2 separate regions of the Homo sapiens genome follow, and region 2 is linked to region 1. Evidence: chromatin contacts called from ENCODE Hi-C or POLR2A ChIA-PET data. All regions are on one chromosome and are shown on one strand. Each heading gives the region's core, a stretch centred on a gene start or an enhancer-like site at or near the end of the contact. The rest is flanking DNA. Distances are from core to core; before and after follow the strand shown.

What was found. Hi-C counts contacts between places; a loop is a spot of excess contacts on that map. ChIA-PET counts read pairs that join two places held with the same protein, here RNA polymerase II (POLR2A). Pooled maps may share reads with other maps.
Region 2: a loop to region 1 is called in a map of gastrocnemius medialis, with 2.2 times the contacts of the local background. The contact joins two enhancer-like sites. A Hi-C loop is called at or near these places in 2 of 168 maps with a recorded cell type or tissue (GM12878 and gastrocnemius medialis), 13 of 37 single-sample maps with no recorded cell type and 10 of 50 pooled maps. POLR2A ChIA-PET finds 5 or more read pairs at or near these places in 2 of 52 experiments (GM12878 and PC-3).

The regions. Positions count from the first base shown.
Region 1 is chrX:109,707,849-109,710,976 of GRCh38, reverse strand. All of the region lies in intron 1 of ACSL4 (acyl-CoA synthetase long chain family member 4), which reads left to right. Among named protein-coding and RNA genes, the nearest start is that of ACSL4, 24 kb to the left of the region's middle. Within about 2 kb of position 1,681, at least 8 of the 41 ENCODE cell types and tissues checked have a DNase peak (open chromatin) inside an H3K27ac peak, as active enhancers do; they include GM12878, where a contact is called at or near this core.
Region 2 is chrX:109,782,206-109,785,333 of GRCh38, reverse strand. No RefSeq gene overlaps it. Among named protein-coding and RNA genes, the nearest start is that of ACSL4, 51 kb to the right of the region's middle. Within about 2 kb of position 1,696, at least 2 of the 41 ENCODE cell types and tissues checked have a DNase peak (open chromatin) inside an H3K27ac peak, as active enhancers do; they include GM12878, where a contact is called at or near this core.

The sequences.
Region 1 (3,128 bases), core at 432-2,931:
CCCTTTGGGCAACCAAGGCCGGAGGATCACTTGAGCCCAGAAGTTTAATACCAGCCTGGTTAAGATAGTGAGATGCTTACTCTACAAAAATAAAAAAATAAGTTAGCTGGATGCAGTGGTGAGTTTCTAAGTCCTAGTTATAGGAGGCTAAGGCAGGAGGATCCCCTGAGCCCAGAAGTTCAAGGCAGCAGTGAGCTATGATTGTGCCACTGTACTCCAGCCTGGGTGACAAAGCAAGACCCCATCTCTCAACAAAAAAAATTAAAAATTAAAAAATAAAATTAGTTAAAGGGTGAACATAACTTATTAAATAGGACTATACTTTTTTAAAGTCACAAATCAAATACCTATACACGGAGATATTTTCTTACAATGCATCTGATTTATCCTATATCTGTTTAAGATACAAGTGTGTTTTTTGTGAGATGAGAAATTGACTTCAGTTTGAAGTCATCAGTTAAGGTGTTAATCTAGATTCTAGAAATTGGATTATAAATGTTGCACATAAACTAAGATTGTAGTAATTTGATATCATTGAAAAACACTTGGAATAAAGAGTCTTGTGTGTTTGTGTGATTAATGGTGTGCAGCTGGTGCTTTCATTTACTTGCCCGTCGTATATGACTGTGGATTCAAACAGGAGTTTTTACTTGGAAGTGTTTTTCCAGGAGTGAAGGTTGGCTTCTGCTAATATACCCATACATTCTTGCCTTGTTCTCTATGGGATGAAAGTTAGGATACAACTAGGGTCATCATTAGGATATTTTTGCAAAAGAAAGAGGGGTTTGATAATTATGCTGGGACAACCACAGGACAGTCCTCAGAAAGCTGGGAAATGTGTTCACCTACATTTTATTTTATTTTATTTTTTGAGACAGAGTTTCACTCTTGTTGCCCAGGCTGGAGTGCAATGGCGTGATCTTGGCTCACTGCAACCTCCGCCTCCCGGGTTCAAGCGATTCTCCTGCCTCAGCCTCCTGAGTAGAGGGGATTACAGGCATGCACCACCAGGCCCGGCTAATTTTGTGTTTTTAGTAGAGACGGGTTTTCTCCGTGTTGGTCAGGCTAGTCTTGAACTACCGACCTCCGTGATCCGCCTGCTGCAGCCTCCCAAAGTGCTGGGATTACAGGCGTGAGCCACCGCACCCGGCCTCGCCTTCATTTTAACCAGTTTATCTGGGGATCAGGTTTGTGACTCTAGCTTCCGAAGTACTGGCTCAACCCAGTTTAGCGAACCATCAGTGACAGAGAGATTTCCCTCTACTTTGGAGTAAAAGTTAATTTTTGAGAAAATATTCTGTTGTATTATTATACTGGAATTGTATGCGTAGCAGCTGTATTCTTTTTATACTTTTTAGCATTGTGAACTCCATGCTGCCAGACCCTGTTGGGGTTATTGCAGGACACATTTGTAGATGTGTGGGCCTTACAGGAAGTGAAATTACTTAATGATATTTTACCACTGCTCGAAACATTTCGAAAGAAAAACTTTGAGAGAAAGAAATGATTCAGCCTTTTCTGCCTCCTACTTTTTGAAGTCAGCTAGTACACATTTGTAATGTGATAGCACAGTTGATTGGAATGTCTGAAGCTAGACAGGTAAGATGATACCCTTTGAAGTTTGAGTATTTGGTCCCAGAACCAGGTTGTAAAGAAGAAAGTACTGATGGAAAGCTCACTTCTGAAATCCCCTCCTTTCACAGGCCCTCTGATCACCCGTGTGGAAAGTAGCCCTCTGGGTCTACTAATCACAGACATCAAAGGAATGATATTCATTTGGTTCCTTTTGCTTGAGTTACCTTCTCCTGGGGCAGGCTTAATTTCCTGTAGGGGACTGATTCTGGTCAGTTGAAAAACATTTTCATTATGGGGCAGAAGGTTGCAAGTATGGCATGGTACCTATTCTATCTCATGCAGATATAATCTGGCATTTGAGTTCCCATTTGTTTTAATAGGATAAGTAAGTAGAACTCTTAGCTTTAAAGAAATTTATACTTTCATCTGTGCAGAACCCCTCATGATTGTCTGGCTTTTTGATATTGTCTGTTAACTTGCTATTACAGGTTGAGTATCTCTTATCCAAAATGCCTGGGGCCAGAAGTGTTTGGATTTTGGAATTTTTCAGGTTTTGGAATATTTGCATTATATACTGACTGGTTGAGCATCCCTAATCCAAAAATCTGAAATACTCCAATGAGAATGTCCTTTGTGTGTCATGTTGGTGCTCACAACGTTTCAGATTTTGGAGCATTTCAGATTTTGGATTTTCAGATTAGGGAGACTCAGCTTGTACCAGTCAATTTTTGTTAGTCACGTTTTGACATAAGGGACACCAAAAGGATGCTTAGCTTCAGAAAACAGTTAACCATGGTAGTTATAGTAAGGAAGAAAACCCTCATTTTATTTAGCTTATAGGTTATATTACATGAGCAAAAGAAGAGTTTATTTTGCTTTGAGCCTAATTTAAAAACCGAAGATCTAACCTGCTTTCCTTAGTACAAATAAAGCCAACTTTTAGCTCCTTTTACAGTATTACTTTGCCACTTGAGTAGGGCTAAACACCTTTTGGACCATATTCATTGTTACTATCAATACATAGACACACATTAGAATTAATTGAAAGGCTGGTGCTATATTTTCTACTTTATTATTAAATGATAAAAGTAACATTCACTGTAGAAGTTTTAGAAAATGTAGGGAAATTATAAGGATAAAACTAAAAATAACCTCTACGTGGGTGCAGTGGCTCATGCCTGTAATCCCATTACTTTGGGAGGCTGAGGCAGATGGATCGCTTGAGCCCAGGAGTTGGAGACCAGCCTGGGCAATGTGGTGAAACCCTGTCTCTACCAAAAATACAAAAAATTAGCCTGATGTGGTGGCGCATGCCTGTAGTCCCAGCTACTCAGGAGGCTGAGGTGGAAGGATGGCTTGAGCCCAAGAGGTCGAGGCTGCAGTGAGCCAAGATTGCACCACTGGATTCCTGCCTGGGTAACCGAGCAAGACCTTGTCTCAATAAAAAAAAAAATCACCTGTAATTCTGCAACCTAGAGATTAACATTTTGGTTTATAGCCTACATAAATTTGAGGAAGTTGATCTTGAGTATGAAGTTTCATCTTAAACCAAT
Region 2 (3,128 bases), core at 447-2,946, 74 kb before region 1:
TTCTGAGAGATTAAATTTGGTGAATAGGTGTATGAGGCTCCCTAATTCAGAGGTGAGGGAGGTATTAGAAAGACTGCTGAGGTTGCACATTCTCAGCTACGTCCGCCAGTTCAGTTTTATAACTGACATTTTGAGCTGCTATCTGATTCTGGTGTTCGTGTCTCAGTTGCTTTTAAATTAGAAAGAGGAAAGGGGATGTTACTGATCTCTTAAAACCCAACAGAGAAATGAGTAGATTTATCAGAAAGAAGTGGAGATGGCTGATAAGAAAGACAGAAAACCCCCATGAACCTCATGAAGAAGGTCAAACTTCACTATCTTCCATTTTCCTTTCTCCAATGGTCATCACTAAGATATATTATTTAGTCCAGTGCTTCCCAAACTATTTATAGTGAAGGAACAGTTTTCCTTTCTTTCAAATAAAATTCCAATCTGTCATAGACTGATACTTTCTTTTAAAAATAATACAAATAAATTATTATAAAATGATATTTAATAAAAATCAAAGTTGTAAAAATACAAGCTCAATTTTTTTAAATAATTAGGTTCAACAGACAAGAATATTCTGTTACATTGCTATACATTTTTAAAAACTCTAACTCTCAGTCTCTGACTAATCTCGTCACAGACCAGCACTGGTCTGTAGCACACACTTTTAGTATGATAGATCTAGTTAATTTAAGTTCACAGAATCTTCATCATTGTCCTCTAAAAATGGGACACAGTGGTTAAGCGTACAGGTTCTACTAACAGACTTTCAATTCCCAGTGAATGAGTGGTGAAGTCAATACTTGCCTCATAGGGTCGGTATAAGGATTAAATAGGAATTTGTCTAAAGCACTTGTCTATGTTGAGCCTCTTGAAAGTGTCAACAACTGTTATTATTATTCTGGACCAATATACATGTTGGGAGGTACACTTCTGCTTAATGTTTGTACCTCAATGGGTACAAATAAATATTTCCATACCGTGTTCTTTAAATGAGTCAGATTGTATTATCTTCTAATAATTTGGGCAATTGGTCTTTGTGTTTTCTTTCACCCAGAAGCTGACCAAATCTGTACAAGTAAAGCAAGGGGCTTGAAGACTTTTGCTTTCAAGGCTCTATTGGTTCATCCTTGAGATACAAACATGACTTTTCCAGATAAGTTCTAGATCCCACATAAGCTAAATAGTCATAGTCAAAGGTCTAGCCTCAGTAAGATCACTGTCTATGTCTCTGTGAACATTTGCAAAGCTAGTGTTGCTAAATACTGCCTCCTAAAATCTCGGTTATGTTTCCTATAAAAGAAGAAGGCCTGGAAGGCATTCAAAGTACTGGAAAAACTTGGAGTTGGGAGGGTTCGGTTGGGGGTGCCCTGGAGCCTGGAATGTACCTGCTGAGTTGGATCAGGAAGCAAAGTGTGCCAAATGGCCTTGTAACAGGGTTAAGCAAAGATTTATACTTGTCAGAGACGTGGCTAACTGTTCTAACCTCCACCCCTATCTTGGCGTTTCCTATTATGCAATTTTCCAGTTCCAGCTAAATCCACTTCTTTTGATTATAAAAAAAGTAATAATAAACCTACACCTGAATGGCATAGAACATTAACCGATTGTTTCCCCATATCAAGCAAATCTACTTTTCATTAAGGCAGAGCTCATAAAAATCCAATTCACTCTCACCGCTCTGGTCTGTTCAGGCTGTAGGGCCAAAACTGAGGCAGTTTGGGTCACGGGGGCTGTTTAGAGCATTGCCTCCGGCCTCACTAGGGTACTGAGTTTCATTCTCTGTGGTGAACCGAACTGACTTCATTTTTTCCAGTTTAGTCTGGTAAAGCTACAAGTTTCATGTTCTAAATTTACTTCAAGTTGCTGCAAAGTCTATTCCTGTGTAGTTGTAAAGGGAATACTGTCTATTGAGAAAGGCAAACCAAATTTCTCAGAGGTTCAATTTGGTTTTTAACAGAAGGAGTAGGCTCAACTACATTTGCAGGGGAGAGGGTGGTTGTGAATTCAGAGCATCAACTGGTGATATATTATGTTCATCTCTGAATTTAACAATTATGAGGCCCCATGATTTCTCACCAATGGTGGGTGTGTGCGGGGCAGGGAAGAGGCCATAAAGGCTACTAGAACGGATGGAGGTTTGTTAGATTGTTATATTAAAAAGTAAGCTGAGTGATGAGTAAGACATCCTTCCACCTCCAGAAACATGGCCATCTGGCAGGTCCTTGGCAGAATTGAAAATGAAACAAAGAATGTTAATTCTCAAGTCCTTGTTCAAAGTTAAAAGCTATTTTGTTCCTCATCTAATGAGTAAAAATGATGCATATTTACCTGGAATATAAACTGCAAATGCCTGTCTCACTGTCCTTGGATTTTTTTGAAATGGGTAGGGAGGATTGCTATTTTAACAATTGAAATTCAATGACTCTGCTGCTGCTCTCGCCCTCTTGCTGTGTGGTTTATCATTCATTCACGTCGAAATGATCCACTTGTTGGTGGGAAGCCTCACCTGGGAAATTGTGCTCTCTGTAGTCACATAATCAAATGTAGTTACAGAGACAATGAGAAATGTTAGAAGATTCGCTTGAGGAGGAAGTCAGTCTACTGATAAGGCAGAACCAAAGAATGTTCCCCAGGAGGCATCACATTTCCTTGTGTCATTTTCTAAAACGGCACAGCGTAGCAAGCCACTAGCGAATGAGAAAATCTTGGTTCTCATTCTTGGATTCAGCAGTGTCCTTGGATGGCTTAGGCCGCAGTGAGAAAATACTTGGCTAAAATACCTTTGAAACCTAGAGCTGCTGAGTGCACTGTCAAAATCACTAATGCTCCCATGGCATTTAGTCCCCATCTACACCCCAAATTCCATATGCCACAGTGATGCACCTGGCTTTGTTTCTCCCACAACTTAGGTTTTTTGCGGGGGAGATGGGGTTCATTTATTTATGCTTTGTAGTAAGTGGCATTTATTTGTGTAGGAATCCTTTTGGTTAACATGTGACAATCCCCTGAAGTCTTTCTAGTCTTATTTATTTTTGGTTGTTTGAACCTTCTTAGTAAGGAAGAGTCAATGGTTTTAATACTCTTCTCTCTCTCTCCCTCCATCCCCCCCGCCGCCCCCACCCTGCCCCCAGCCTGCC